Linked DNA regions of Homo sapiens: region 2 is linked to region 1. A link is a loop called in an ENCODE intact Hi-C map of the cell type or tissue named here. Cell type or tissue: adrenal gland. All regions are shown on one strand.

The links. Hi-C counts contacts between places; a loop is a spot of excess contacts. Peaks named below come from ENCODE experiments on the same cell type or tissue, not always from the same donor. Only the 100,000 strongest peaks of a DNase experiment are listed, where the experiment ranks them.
Region 2: it touches region 1 in a loop (2.9-fold over the local background); 2 of 110 quality-filtered maps call a loop at or near these places.

What each region holds. Positions count from the first base shown.
Region 1 is chr17:6,771,525-6,779,524 of GRCh38, reverse strand. XAF1 (XIAP associated factor 1) reads right to left here. Exons shown (of 7, transcript NM_017523.5): 7 at 3,878-6,412. The coding sequence ends at 6,356. FBXO39 (F-box protein 39) reads right to left here and starts at 3,310. Exons shown (of 4, transcript NM_153230.3): 1 at 3,253-3,310. LOC124903905 (a long non-coding RNA gene) reads left to right here and starts at 3,415. Exons shown (of 3, transcript XR_007065594.1): 1 at 3,415-3,505. In adrenal gland, no CTCF peak of the experiment used is centred here; no DNase peak of the experiment used is centred here.
Region 2 is chr17:6,662,549-6,670,548 of GRCh38, reverse strand. No RefSeq gene overlaps it. Among named protein-coding and RNA genes, the nearest start is that of MIR4520-1, 11 kb to the right of the region's middle. RefSeq lists a silencer at 204-358. In adrenal gland, a CTCF peak has its summit at 4,364 (motif pointing left); a DNase peak (open chromatin) is centred at 4,229.

The sequences.
Region 1 (8,000 bases):
TCTGTTTGACTAAATATAGTGTTTGGAAGTAGAGAGGGCTGCTCAGAGGAAGCGACGTCTGAGTTGGGTTTTGAAGGGTGAGTAGGATTTGCAAGGCAGATCAGGTGGGCCTAGTGGTAGTGGATGAGGAGCTGATGCATTCTGGGCAGAGGGAACAATACGTGCAAAGCCACAGAACTGTGAATGTATGTGATGTGTTCCCATTCAGGGAGCTAAAAATGGTTTGGTCACCTGGCACTTAACTTGTTAAGTGGGCTGGAAATGGAGGAACTGGATCACGTGGGAGCAGTGGGAAGTGCTGGATCAAGGGGTCCTGCGTGATGTGATAAAGATTATGTCCTAGAGGCCAGAGAGTCCCACTTCCCCTTTCCCCAAGATTCTGGAATTCTGACATGGCCTGTCCCCTTCCTGTATCTAGCTACATTGCTGACAGTTGTGTAAAATTCAAGAGGTGTAACAGCAGAACAGGGTGGAAAACCCCAGCTGAGGTCACAGAGAGCCATGAAGGTTGATTGGTCAAATGTCTGGAAGCCATGTGGTGAGTTTTGAGGTGTGGAAAGGACACTCCTGGGGGACAGAGGAAGGATGGTCAAGAGCAGAGTCCAGGCATTGTGGTGGGAATGGGGATGTGTTTGCAAGTTCTTTAGAAGACACGATTTGGTAACTGTTGAAGGAAGAGGTGGGGAAGGCTGGAAATTTTCTGACCCAACTAGAGAGTCCCGGCAGAGATCTGAGCGAAGGCCTGCTTCATCCATAGATATTTTATAGCCATCTGCTAAACTTTTTACAGTTTTTTGCTTTCAAAGTTTCATTTGCCTAAAAACTCTCCTCATGTTGTTTGCCCCTCCCAAACCCCCATTGTTCAAAGTTCAAGCCCTACCACTCCTTAAAGCTCTCACTGACTACTTTACCAGATAAACCCAAGATTATTGATCATGGCTCATAAAATTGTGGTGCTGGAAAGAGACCTGAGAATTGATTTCTTTTCAGATGAACACTGAAGGCCAGAGAGGTGAAGGGACTCACCTATAGTCTCACAGCAAGTTAGTATCGGGCCCCAGACTGGAACTTGGGCTTTTTGACTCTTTCTTCTGTACTTTTTTTTCCTGTCCCCACCTCTTGGACCACAAGGGTGCAGGGGCAAGTGAATCACATTTCCCAATTCAGGACTGACATTATTCGTCTGTGCAAGACCCCTCTCTAGTTTTATTTATTCATGTGTTCCATTTTAACCCTCTGTCCCATTCCGTTGCCCCCACCATAGGCAACTGTTCAAGTGTGTTTGACGTGTGTCTTTTTGTCTGTATGTGTGCTTGCCAAATGTGTACTTACTGTTTGTCGGACTTATTCCTGTGGCTCTGTGTACATTTCACCCATTGCGTCTAGCAGCTGAATAGAACCCATGGCAGGTATCCTGCCTGTCTCCCATCCTCTTTCCTTTGATGGACCCCAAGTCTCCTCCAGCTCCCACCAACACCACAGTGGCAGTGAGCATCCTCAAGTAAGCACAGTTGTGGGCCTCCCTAGGGACCTTCTCCAGGCTTTGTCCTCACTACGCCATCACTTTCTCTCACCACCCACTCACTGATTTGGCCCCTGTCTCCAGCTGGCCTTCCCACCGCCACATCCGAACAGACTTCCGTAAAGGACTGAACAGCAGCCCGTCCCGCCCATGACGTGGCGCCCTAGTGGTTCCCAGCATGGCTGTGTCCGTATTTAGCTTGCCTCCTTCTGCTACCTCTTGCCAGTGCCCCTCTTTGTATAATCTGTGTCCTTGCCTTTCTCTCCCAAGGGACCCACACACCCCTTGACAACCTCCTTCTGCTTTTGAGAAGGTACTTAAACATTTAACAAATGAAGAAATAGGTCTCTTCAATCACTTGCAAACTGCCCAAGGCTAGGGATCTCCACAGCACTCACCACCAAGCAAAGCTCCTAAAAGGTGCTGCAGAAGAGATAAACCAGTTTAAAAGCTCCACGAAGCAAAGACTTGGAATCAACCCAAATGCCCATCAATGATCGACAGGATTAAGAAAATGTGGCACATATACACCATGAAATACTATGCAGCCATAAAAAAGAATGAGTTCATGTCCTTTGCAGGGACATGGATGAAGCTGGAAACCATCATTCTCAGCAAACTAACGCAGGAACAGGAAATCAAACACTGCATGTTCTCACTCATAAGTGGGAGTTGAACAATGAGAACACATGGACACAGGGAGAGGAACATCACACAATGGGGCCTGTCGGGGGGTGGCGGGCAAGGGGAGGGAGAGCATTAGGACAAATACCTAATGCATGCGGGGCTTAAATTCTAGATGACAGGTTGATGGGTGCAGCAAACCACCATGGCACATGTATACCTATGTAACAAACCTGCATGTTCTGCACATGTATCCCAGAACTTAAAGTATAATAAAATAAATAAGTAAATAAAAGCTCCATGAAACCTTTTGGCCTAGCAAGGTTGTAGGTCAGGAAAAGTCATCAGACACTGGTGCTGTAAGGGTGGGGTTGGAAGAATATGTGTGTCTGGAAGAGTTGCTGTAAGGAGACTCCAAATTCTATTTAATGACTGGGAGCCTCCCCTTACCCCCCGAGACCCCATCAGAGGCAGTGTAGCTTAGTGGGCTGCATCCTAGCTATGCCCATTACAGTCGGATGACCTTAGGCAAGTCAATTTCTTTATGTGTGAATCCTCACATCTGTATATGGGGTAATAATAGTGCCTTTCTCTTAGTGTTGGGAGGATTAAGTGAGCTGATACCTGGAAAGCACCGGGAACAGTGAGTGCCTGCCACGTAGTAAACGCTATACAAGAGCTGGCTGCCATTAATAAGAAAGTTGGTGCCGAGGTACTTCTGCAACGTCCCGCCAAGGAAGATAGGAATACAAACACATCCATTTCACAAATACGGAAACGGAGGTGTTGGAAGGTGAATAAAGTTTCCCAGGGAGAACGTGTAGTAAGTGGGGAGATAGGATTCGAACCCAGGGTTGGTCCACCATATCACACAGCTGCCAACCAGGGAGGGAAATCTAAAGATGTCCTACCCACCGCGGGAGGGGGAGTTGGCCTGGCAACTCCTGCAGCCAAAGATGCTTCCCAGAGGGGGTGATGAGAGCAGCCCGCCTCCCCGCCGCGGGCCTCGGGGCATCCCACCGCCACCCCAGCCTGCTCCGGCCCGCATTCTCCCGTTACCCGTTCGCTGAACCCCGCTCGGGCTGCAGGGACTGGAGCGCGCCTACCTGCTCCGCCCGCGCAGCTGTTGCTCCGACGCCAACTCCATGGGCGCCCCGGGTCTGCGCCTTGCTCTGGCCCAAGCTAAATGCCAAGCTCCGGCCGCCTTTGTGACGCGCTGCCGCCTGCAAGGCTCTGTTCCTGCCCCCGGGTCGCAGAGCCCCAAACCTGCAGTTGCCTGGTCAGTGGATCCCATGTGCAGAGGGCGAGACGGGGCCCTGGCCAGGCGTTGGGAGGCGGGAGGCTCGGCCGGCGCTCCGGGTGAGGATGGCACGCCCCCGCCCTTGCTTCTGCGCACAGGGAAGACATTCGGCCCCGAACTTGGGGCTCAAAACGGTTCAGTTCGCTGCCTTTCCCATCCTGACCCAGCCCCGGGTTTTTTCCGAAGCCGCCGCTGGATAGGTTGCATTACTAGGCTTCCCCCAGCCACTCTCCCTGCCCAAAGCCTTCAGAAGCCGCCCCTCTCCCCTTCACCTGGCCCTTATCCACTGTCCCAGCCTCATTTCTTTCCCCCTCCCTGAATGTCTTCTGCTCCCCTTTCCTTGGGCACTGCCCTTATCCTGGGGTCCTGGCTGCTGCCATTCCTGGCCCTGGAAAACCAGTGCGGAACCCAAAGAAAGGTGGAAGAGCAGCTTTTAGAGAGGTGTTTTTATTCTTTGGGGACAAAGCCGGGTTCTGTGGGTGTAGGATTCTCCAGGTTCTCCAGGCTGTAGGGCCCAGAGGCTTAATCAGAATTTTCAGACAAAACTGGAACCTTTCTTTTTTCCCGTTGGTTTATTTGTAGTCCTTGGGCAAACCAATGTCTTTGTTCGAAAGAGGGAAAATAATCCAAACGTTTTTCTTTTAACTTTTTTTTTAGGTTCAGGGGCACATGTGTAGGCTTGCTATATAGGTAAATTGCATGTCACCAGGGTTTGTTGTACAGATTATTTCATCATCCAGATAAAAAGCATAGTACCAGATAGGTAGTTTTTTGATCCTCACCCTCCTTCCATGCTCCGACCTCAGGTAGGCCCCAGTGTCTGCGGTTCCCTTCTTTGTATCCATGTGTACTCAATGTTTAGCTTCTACTTATAAGTGAGAACATGTGGTATTTGGTTTTCTGTTTCTGAGTGAGTTCATTTAGGATAATGGCTTCCAGCTCCATCCACGTTGCTGCACAGGACATGATCCCATTCTTTTTTATGGCTGCATAGTATTCCATGGTGTATATGTGCCACATTTTCTTTTTTTTTTTTTTAAGGCAGAGTCTCGCTTGGTTGCCCAGGCTGGAGTGCAGTGGCAGGATCTCGGCTCACTGCAACCACCACCTTCCAGGTTCAAGCGATTCTCACGCCTAGGCCTCCCAAGTAGCTGGGATGACAGGTGCTCGCCACCACGCCTGGCTAATTTTCGTATTTTTAGCGGAGACGGAGTTTCTCCATGTTGGCCAGGCTGGTCTCAAACTCCTGACCTCAGGTGAACCACCCGCCTCAGCCTCCCAAAGTGCTGGGATTACAGACATGAGCCACCACTCCCTGCCACCACATTTTCTTTATCCTTTCTACCACTGATGGACATTTAGTTTGATTCCCTGACTTTGCGATTGTGTATAGTGCTGCCGTGAACATTTGTGTATATATGTCTTTATGACAGAATGATTTAGATTCCTTTGGGTATATAACCAATAATGGGATTGCTGAGTCAAATGGTAATTCTGTTTAATCATGTCCCATTTGTCAATTTTTGCTTTCGTTACAATTATTTTTGGGATCTTTGTCATGAAATCTTTTTCCGTTCCTATGTCCAGAATGGTATTGCCTAGGTTATCTTCCAGAGTTTTTATAGTTTGGGGTTTTACATTTAAGTCTTTAATCCATCTTGAGTTGATTTTTGCATATGGTGTAAGGAAGTGGTTCAGTTTCAATCCTCTGCATATGGCTAGCTAGTTATCCCAGTACCACTTACTGAATGGGGAATTCTTTCCCCATTGCGTATTTTTGTCAACTTTGTCAAAGATTAGATGGTTGTAGGTGTGTAGCTTTATTTCTGGGCCCTCTATTCTGTTCCATTGATCTATGTGTCTGCTTTTGTACCAGCACCATGCTTTTGTACCAGTATCATGCAGTTTTGGTTACTGTAGCCCTGTAGTATAGTTTGAAGTTGGGTAATGCGATGCCTCCAGCTTTGTTCTTTTTGCTTAGGATTGCTTTGGCTTTTTGGGCTCTTTTTTGGTTTCAAATAAATTTTAATGCTTTTTTTTTCTGATTCTGTGAAGAATGTTATTGGTAGTTTGATAGGAATAGCATTGAATCTATAAATTGCTTTGGGTAGTATGGCCATTTTAACAATATTGATTCTTCCTATCCATAAGTATGGAATGTTTTTCCATTTGTGTCATCTCTGATTTCTTTCAGCAGTGTTTTGTAATTTTTGTTGTAGAGATCTTTCATCTCCCTGGTTAGCTGTATTCCTAGGTATTTTATTCTTTTTGTGGCAATTGTGAATAGGATTGCATTCTTGATTTGGCTCTCAGCTTGGATGTCGTTGGTGTATAAAAATGCTACCATATTTTGTATATTGATTTTGTCTCCTGAAAGTTAGCTGAAGTTGTTTATCAGATCTAGGAGCTTTTGGGCCAAGATCATGGGGTTTTCTAGATATAGAATCATATCGTCTGCAAACAGAGATACTTCGACTTCCTTTCTTTTTGGTTGCCTTTTATTTCTTTCTCTTGCCTGATTGCTGTGGCGAGGACTTCCAGTACTATGTTGAATAGGACTGAAGTGCCTTGTTCTACTTCTCAAGAGTAATGCTCCAGCTTTTGCTCATTCAGTATGATGTTGGCTGTGGTTTTGTCATAGATGGCTCTTATTATTTTGAGGTATGTTCCTTCGACGCCTGGTTTGTTGAGGGTTTTTAACATGAAGTCAAGTTGAATTTTATCAAAAGCCTTTTCTGTATCTATTGAGATGATACGTGAGTTTTGTTTTTAGTTCTGCCAAACCTTTTCTTTTAAAGCCCAACGAATAAAACCCATCACCTTTCACAAGACCACCACAGCAAGTAGGCAGGAATGCCAGTGTTAAAAGTGAAATCTTTTGAATTTGTAGTACCTTTCCTTTTCCAAATCTAGCTGAAATTTCTCACTTGTTTTCCTTTTGATGAAGCTAACCACCGGCATTTCTCCTAAGAAATGGATATAAAAAAAGTTTGATATGGTTAAAGTAAGAAGTGCTAGCTCCTAGAATATCTCTGGATATTGCTGTCCCTTGTTACAGAGCATGAGCCCTGCCCAAAGACTGGAGTGTAATGGCATAGAAAAGGTCAGGAGCCCACTGAGCCAGAAGTATAGGAGGCTTGCGACAAAGTTTAACAGGGGCCTGTTGCTATCACTGGGTGGAGGGACAGATGGGAGAACACTCACACCATGGAATCTTAGGCAGCCATTAATAAAAATAAGCCACACTGTTTTGTTTGTAGGGATTTCCTTGGGTATTGCTGAATTTACATTAGGATGTAAAGAAATGTTGCTGGGCGTGGTGGCTCATGCCCTATAATTCCAGCACTTTGGGAGTCTGAAGCGGGTGGATCACCTGAGGTCAGGATTTCAAGACCAGCATGGACAACATGGTGAAACCCCATCTGTACTAAAATGCAAAAATTAGCTGGGTGTGGTGGCGGGTGCCTGTACTCCCAGCTACTCAGGAGGCTGAGGCAGGAGAATCGCTTGAACCCGGGAGGCAGAGATCGCAGTGAGCCGAGATCCCACCACTGCATTCCAGCCTGGGTGACAGAGCGAGACTCTGTCTCAAAAAAAAAAAAAAAAAAAAAAAGATGGCAGCTTTACTGGTTCAAAAAAAAAAAAGTGAAAAAATGTATATAACAGGACTCCAAATGTGTATGTTTGTATGGTGGTTATATAAGAAATTGCTAAATAAAATACAGGGTGTCCTGGTTAAATTTTAATTTTAGCAAAACAATCATTGCATGGAATATACCTACACTAAAAACAATTCTTTGTTTCTCTGAAATTCAAATTTGACTGAATGTCCTGTATTTTTATTTGCTAAATCTGGCGACTCTGTTATATAAGGATGGAGAAAACTGTGAAAGGAAATATACCAAATTGTGGGAGGCAAGGAAAAATGGCACTAGTAACACCCCCAGCAAATATGAAATGAACCCATTTTTGTAAAATTATATGCTTATGTGCATACATAGATGCACAAGGAAGTTAGAAAAAAAGGTTTTGGCATACTAAGTCTTTTGTAAGAAGCATGCATCATATACTAAGTGAAAAAGGCATGTGGCAGAGTAAAAAGTATAGTAAGATAATATGTGTGGAAAAAGAAACAAGTAAAACCCAGTATATGCTTGTTTAGGCTTGTATATGCAAAGGTAGAGCTTTGAAAAGATGCCCATAAGACTGTCCAAAGTGGTATCTCAGGGTATGGGGTTGGGGAATTAGGGTTAGCTTTGCTTTTATACTTCTTTATATGATATTATATCAACTAGCTCCAACAAAATCTAGTACTTATGTATTTTGAAAAAAAATAAATTTTTTAAGTAAGGCATTTAATCTGGAGCTTAAGAGCATAAACTTTGGAGCTATATACATGTGGACTCAGGCTGGATCCTGCCACCTTCTAATTGTATACTCCTTGGAAAGCTACTTCACCTTATCTGTAAAATGGAGATAAAATGCATGCCTATTGTTTATGATGAAGATTATAAAGAGCTCTGTATTGTAACTGGCACACAATGGTTAACAACC
Region 2 (8,000 bases), 110 kb after region 1:
GGGAGGCCGAGGTGGGTGGATCACCTGAAGTCAAGGGTTCGAGACCAACCTGGCCAACATGGCAAAACCCCGTCTCTACTAAAAATACAAAAATTAGCCAGATGTGGTGGCAGGCACCTGTAATCCCAGCTACTCAGGAGGCTGAGGCAGGAGAATTGCTTGAACCCGGGAGGTGGAGGTTGCAGTGAGCTGAGATTGCGTCACTGCACTCCAGCCTGGGTGACAAAGACTCTGTCTCAAAAAAAAAAAAAAAAAAAAAGACTATATAGTATAACATTTAAGGGTTCTTAGAATATGTGAAAATGAGCAGAAAATAAAACCATCTGTACATTAAAATTAATAATTCCATAAAACAGCTGCCTGAAAGCTCAGGGCAGCCCCACCCTTGCTGGTGGAGGGTGAATGGTTCTTGATTCCCGGCTGGCCATACAGACACTCCTGTCTTCCCACTGAGGGGCCTGCCCTGCCGCTCCCTGTCTGGAAGCCTAATCTGCAGACCTCAGACCGGTGGGGAGACAGGCTCAGCAAAGCCTGCCCACCTGGCCAGCTCATGGGAGTGGCCCTGGGGAGTCTGAATGGTGCTCACTGAGTCACATCCGCTGAGGTGTGTCTCTGATGTCACACCTACAGAGGCCAAACCAGAAAGGAAAAGAAAGAGATGGTGGGGTTGGGTCTTGGTTTAAGAAAGGGATGCAGTGATTCTGCAAGTTCTGAAGTGTCTTGCTTGTTGCAAGCACAGCGGTCTGTTTAAGCCAGCTGACGTCTGGATGCCCAGCTGGTGCATCACCAGCTGAAGACAATTTAGAATAGATGGAAGGCAAAGGAAGAAGGGATCCTGGGGTCACCCCTCCTGGACTGCTCCGACAGTAGGCACGATCTCATTCTAAACTTGATCATCCAGTTCTGCATGTTTCCCACCACTATTACCCATCACAGAAGCTGGCACTGAACGGGAACTCAGTGAATTGTGGGTGGATGAAAAGGTGAGAATTTGACATATTCTAAGACCACGTAGTATAATGACCATGTAGTATGAATGAGCACATGTCACCAGACAATTCCAGCTCTATCCAAAGCCTCTCTAGCTTTTCAAAGGTGCCCTTCATCATGTTCTGGGGATGCTATGCCCCTTGTGCCTGCCCTGCTAACTGCCAAGGGGATGCCCTTCCTTACAGAGGCCAAGAACATTCAGTGACCGTGCCCAGGTCCAGACAAGCCCAACCTTGTTCATTCGCTCCACGCATAGCTACAGAACACAAAGAGGCTTTGTGACAGGCCTGCCCTTGATGTGCTTTCAATCTCACGGGAGAGACAGGAGGAAACAACAAAGAATCATTCACGGAGTGACCACATGGATGCTGTAAAAACAGGCAGCAGCGGTGGGGAGCGAGAACACCCAGGAAGTGGGCTCAGAGTCAAGGACTAGGCAAGTCTCCTTGGGGAGGTGGAAATGGAGCAGGAATTTGAGGACAAACAGGAGTTTATCTGACAGAAGGAGCAACCGAGGTCAGGGGCACGTGTGAGTTTGCTTCAGCCTTCCCCAGCTTCTCATCAGTGAACCACAGGCAAGAAATTCATCCCGACCATTCCTTCATTCCTTCATTTATTCCTTCCACCAACACTTACTGCATGCTGGCTCTGTGCCAGACGCTGTTCTAGGTTTGGGGATATAGGAGTAAACAAGTCAAAGTCCTTGCTCTCCCGTGGGGAACATAGATCATAAACAATTAAGCAATGAATAAATAATATCAAGTCCCATTTTAGTAGGCGCTATAGAGAAATAGAAAAGGTTGACCAGGCGTGGTGGCTCATACCTGTAATCCCAGCACTTTGGGAGGCCAAGGTGGGCGGATCACGAGGTCAGAAGTTCGAGACCAGTCTGGCCAATATGGTGAAACCCTGTCTCTACTAAAAATACAAAAAATTAGCCTGATATGGTGGTGTGCACCTGTAATCCCAGCTACTCAGGAGGCTGAGGCAGGAGAATCGCATGAATCCGGGAGGCGGAGGTTGCAGCGAGCGAGATCACGCCATTGCACGCCAGCCCAAGCAACTGTGCGAGACTCCATCTCAAAACAACAACAACAACAAAAATGAAACTAATTAATCCAGAACAAGATTCCCAGCCTGTGAGAGGTTGGTGCTCAGGACGGAGGCCTGGGCGAGAGAGACATCCGCAGTCAGGCAGCGGTTGCCATGTGAGCGCCGGGGCAGTGTGCAAAGTGAGAAGCTAAGGCGGAGGAAAGAATTCTGGGGACCACTGACATTTGCCGGGTGTGGGGGGAGGGGGAGAGAGAGTTCAGGCTTACGGAGAACAACAGAGGAAAAAGTTTTGATGAGGAGGGAATTGTCCCCAGAGCCAAATGCTACGGAAAGGTCAGAGAAATTGGGGGTCGAGAAGAAGCCATTGGATTGGGAAGGGGAAACAGCACGAAGTTACATTGGGAAGGACAGATTTGGTGAGGTTGCAGTGCAAGGGCAGGGAAAAACGATCAGGACGGGGACGTGTGAGCAGCGAGGGTAGAGAGCTCTTTGAAGAGCCTGGGAAATAAAATGAATAATGGCTTAGGGTGTGCAGGGGTGGGCAAGAGGCAGAGAAATGGGAGTCCAGTTAGGGCAGGGGGAGATGAGACATTTTTGTTGACCTAGGCAAGGGACCAGGAGGAGAGGGAAAAGCTAAAGACTTCAAGGAGGAAGATGTAACCCAGGGACTTCCCACTGCTTCCTTCCCACCCCCTCAAACTCGGGCTACCTGGGACCCCCCAGGCTTCCTGTCTGACGCCAAGCTAAATGCCCTCTGTGGCACCTTCCCCCACAGTGGTTGCCCAGCGTTTGTCTGCTCTTGCTTTAGAAGACAGAGTGCTCACCGCCACAGGGCTGGCTCAACTGTGAGAAATGTTTTCCCTGGAGATCTGACACAGACGTGGCACAGTGTTGGGGTTTCAATGGGGCTTCCTATGTTTGTCTGTAGAATAAAGTTTTTTTTTTTTTTTAAGACGAAGTCTCACTCTGTTGCCCAGGCTGGAGTGCAGTGGTGCGATCTCGGCTCACTGCAACCTCCGTCCCCTGGGTTCAAGCGATTCTCCTGCCTCAGCCTCCCAAGCAGCTGGGATTACAGGCAGCTGCCACTGTACCCGGCTAATTTTTGTATTTTTAGTAGACACGGGGTTTCACCATCTTGTCCAGGCTGGTCTTGAACTCCTGACCTCGTGATTCACCCATCTTGGCCTCCCAAATTGCTGGGATTACAGGCGTGAGCCACCACGCCCGGCCAGATTTTATAATACATTTTTTAAAGTCTTTCTTTTTTTTTTTTCTGAGCCCAAATCCTCCTAGCTTTTCACCGTTTGATTCTAGTTCTGCTCTTGAGGCTGCCTCTGACAAAGACAGCCCTTCAGATAGCAGAATGAAGTGGTGTCTACCCATTCTTCCCATCTTAGGCTTGAATATCCCCTGCTCTTCTGATGGCCTCCAGGGTTTCTCCCGACCACATCACACCCTCAGTATCCTTAGGAGTAGATACAGTAGGTAGAAGACTAGGCATTTATTCCTCTTGTACCAACAGCGGCTGCTGGTTGAGAGCATAAGCTCCGGAGCCAGCTAGCCTGGGTTTGGATCCTGGCTCTGCTTCTTCCTAGCCAGGAATGCTGGGTAAGTCACCTAAGCTTCTCAATCCTCAGTGTCCTGACCTACTTCACCTAGGTGTGAGGAGTGCATGAGTTAGTACATGTAGAGTGCTGCAAACAGTGCCTGGGGGAGACTGAGAGCTCAGTGTGTGTTCTCTGCTCTACGATATTAAAGTGCCAGGCCAGGTGCAGTGACTCACATCTGTAATCCCTTTGCACTTTGGGAGGCTGAGGCAGGAGAATCATCTGAGGTCAGGAGTTGGAGACAACATGGCGAAACCCTGTCTCTCCTAAAAATACAAAAATTAGCCGGGCGTGGTGGCTCGCACCTGTAGTCCCAGCTACTCGAGGAGGCTGAGGCAGGAGAATCGCTTGAATCTGGGAGGTGGAAGTTTCAGTGAGCTGAGGTCGCACCATTGCACTCCAGCCTGGGTGACGGAACAAAGATGGTTTTACAGGACCTTGGTTTAAAAGTAACTAGACACCTGGAAGTACTCCCAGGGAGGTGAAAAATATCCAAAGACAAGGATCCAGCCTGTGGATGGAGACTGGAAAGTGGCTGCAGTTATATCACACAGAGAGTGCTGCGATGCCTAGGAGGACCAGGTACGTGTGCCCTGTCTCTTTCAGAAGCTTCAGGCCTGGCTTCAGGCTTCTGTCCTGCTTGGCATTCGCCTGTGGTTTCCAACTCCTCCGAAGTCCAGCCTTTGCTGCTGTGCGGGGATTGTCTGCCCTCTACTGTCCATCGTCTGTCATGGCACACATTTAACAGATGGCCAGGAACTCAAGAGGGGGCACTAATTGGGAGAAAACTTAGAGACGCACTTTTCTCCAACTCTTTTGACCATGACTCCCAGAAATATATTTTACACTGCGATTCCAAACAAAAAAGTTTCACGAAATAATGTTTACCAGCCAGGCACCGTGGCTCACGCCTGTAATCCCAACACTTTGGGGCAGGGGCGGTGGCTTATGCCTGTAATCCCAGCACTTTGGGAGGCAGAGGCAGGCGGATCACCCGAGGTCAGGAGTTTGAGACCAGCCTGGCCAACACTGTGAAAACCCGTTTCTACTAAAAATACCAAAACAAAAAGAAAAATTAGCTGGGTGTAATGGTGCGTGCCTGTAATCCCAGCTACTCAGGAGGCTGAGGCAAGAGAATCTCTTGAACCCAGGAGTAGGAGGTTGCAGTGAGCCGAGATGGTGCCATTGCACTCCAGCCTCGGTGACAAAGCAAGACTCCATCTCAAAAAAAATAAAATTAAAAGAAAGAAATGTATTGTCTCAGGCCACTCCGGGCCAAATACTGTGCTGAATCTATCAGTCTTAGGACTTTTAGAGAGAAGGCTCCACACTATCATCTCCTTGGAGCCTGGATATCAGTGTATAGACACCTTGAAAGAGCCATTTTGAGACCTTCCTAGACCATACACATTCTTATTTTTGGAGATCCTGATCCATATCATATGATACATACTAAAATTTATGCACATTGGGACTTACTGTTTTAGTCCATTTTGCATTGCTATAAAGGAACATACAAGGCTGGGTTATTTGTAAAGAAAACAGATTTATCTGGTTCACAATTCTACAGGCTGTACAAGAAGCATGGTACCAGCCTCTGCTTCTGGCGAGGGCTTCAGGGGACTTCTACTCATGATGGAAGGTGAAGGAGAGCAGGCATCACAGGGAGAGAGCAAAAGAGCAAGAGAGAGGGGAGCTGCCAGACTGTTTTTAGCAGCGATATCCCCCGCTGGAACCAGGAGTGAGAACTCAATTCTGCAGGAATGGCACTAAGCCATTCATGAGGGATCCGCCCCCATGGTCCAAATACCTCCCACTAGGTCCCATCTCGAACACCAGGGATCAAATTTCAACAGGAGATTGAAGGAACAAGTATCCAAACTATATCACTTATTAATTTCAATTTTGTTTTCTTTTTGTATTTTGAAGGCAACGAGTTTTTTGGGCCTCAGCCATTTTTGTAGGCCCTTGAACAATTCACAGGCCTTAGGACTATACCCTATCATGACTAATGGGTGAAGTAGCCTTGGTAAAAAAAAATCTGATCAATGAATATACACTAAGGAGAAATTTAATTACTTAGCCCTTATCTCCTGGTCTTTTTTTTTTTTTTTTTTTGAGATGGAGTCTTGCTCTGTCACCAGCCTGGAGTGCAGTGGTGCGATCTTGGCCTACTGCAACCTCTGCCTCCCGGGTTCAAGTGATTCTCCTGCCTCAGCCTCCCAAGTAGCTGGTACTACAGGCATGTGCCACCACGCCCAGCTAATTTTTGTATTTTTAGGAGAGACGGGGTTTCACCATGTTGGCCAGGATGGTCTCCATCTCTTGACCTTGTGATCCACCTGCCTCGGCCTCCCAAAGTGCTGGGATTACAGGCATAACCCACCATGTCCAGCCTCTCCTGGTCTTTTTAAAGGGAAATGTGGACAGGCCATTAACACTAAATACATGAGTTCCTACTGGTGAAATCTTTGCTACTCTGGTAGACTGGTGGGGGCAGTACAACTGCAGGTGGACCAAATGCCATGCGACTGGCAAGGTGTTCTCACTCCGAGCCTCAGTTTCCTCAAAGTAAAACAATGGGATTACATTAGCTTGATGATGTTCAAAGATCATTAGCATTGGGACCCTTTTGCAAATGAAATCTTATATGGCAAAAAGCAGACGTGGGATGGATAGACTTCTGAGTTTAACAGCTATGCAGGATGTCTGTGAAGACATCCAGGAGAACCTCCCCTAGGTGCCTGCAGAGATAGAGAGGTTTACTACAGGCAAGGACAGGTTTAGGGACCCCAGGAATTCCTGAGGCCTTGATTGGATCTCAGCTCTTAAGAACAGCAGTGTTTTTCAAACCTCATTGACAGTGACACAGTCAAAAATAAAGTTTGCTTCAAGATATGGTACATATGTAGTGAAATACAAGTTTTCATAAAATATATACACTGTAAAATAAAAGATTGTCCCACACGCTGGCTGGGACAAGGATGTTTTGGGAATATAAGCCACAAAACTCTTCTTGGAAATCAATTGTATGCCTGATTAAATGCTTAAGCCACTTTCTGATGAATTTTAATGAGATTATGACCTCTTGTTAGAAACCAGTTACCTATGTACACAGCTAATATCAACCCTGGAGGGAAGGAATCCAAGGGCCTTTAACTGTCTTTTAATAAATCTAATAATCCTTAACTAGAACTTTTCTTTCTTTTTCTTGTATCCAGTCTAACAATGATTATCTAGTCATTCTCTTTTCCTGTAAAGTGTCCTTACCTATAGACACTTGTTGAATTGACTTAGCAAAAGCCTCATTTCTTGCCGCAACATTGTAATAAAAACTTTGACACTGGGTCATAACTAAATTGTCCAAACCTGGCCAGGCGCGGTGGCTCATGCCTGTAATCCTAGCACTTTGGGAGGCCGAGGAGGGCGGATCACCTGAGGTCGGGAGTTCAAGACCAGCCTGGCCAACATGGTGAAACCCTGTCTCTACTAAAAATATAAAAATTAGCCGGGCGTGTTGGGCACCTGTAATCTCAGCTACTCGGGAGGCTGAGGCAAGAGAATCGCTTGAACCCGGGAGGCAGACGCTGGGCACCGTACTCCAGCCTGGGTGATAGACCGACTCTCTGTCTCAAAAATAAATAAATAAATAATAAAATAAATTGTCCAAACCCACCTCCTTTCTTACCCTTTCCTCTTTCCTTCCTTCCTTCCTATTAAACAGTGTGATGTATTCTGATATTGCTCTACTGATATGTTTTATTCTACTCTATTTCATTTTTTAAAATGCTGACTGGGACCCCCTAAATTGATTTCGCCAGTCTTTAATGTTTTGACTGCAGTTTAAAAACCACTGGGATAGCAATCCTGGTGGACCACTTTATTAAGACAGAAACACATTGTTGCCATTATAAAATAAAATCAGAGATGGAAACCAGGAAAGATAAAGGCACATGGTGAAAGCTGAGAAACTGTCTTCTGAAATTAAAAAAAAAATTAAAGGATGGGGGCAAGCCAAAAACTTTGAGAATATGGTTGCAATGCAAATAAGTGAGAATTTGTCTTCAGAATATTTAAAGGACTCAAGTAAGAAAAAGACGTGAAAGAAGCAAAACGAGCAAAGATATGAATAGAGAAGTCACAGAAAAAGAAACCCACAGGGGTAATAAGCGTATGAAAGGATGCTCTACCCTACCAGTAGACAGGAAAGAACAGAACCTGGAATTATTAAAACTTCAGAAACTTGGAGGAGGGACCCTGGAGATCTGAAACTCAGACTTTTGATAAGGGGTGCCAGTTGGCTGGTGCTGGTATTCTGAGCAGGGATGCAATAAAGCAGCTTTTTCAAAC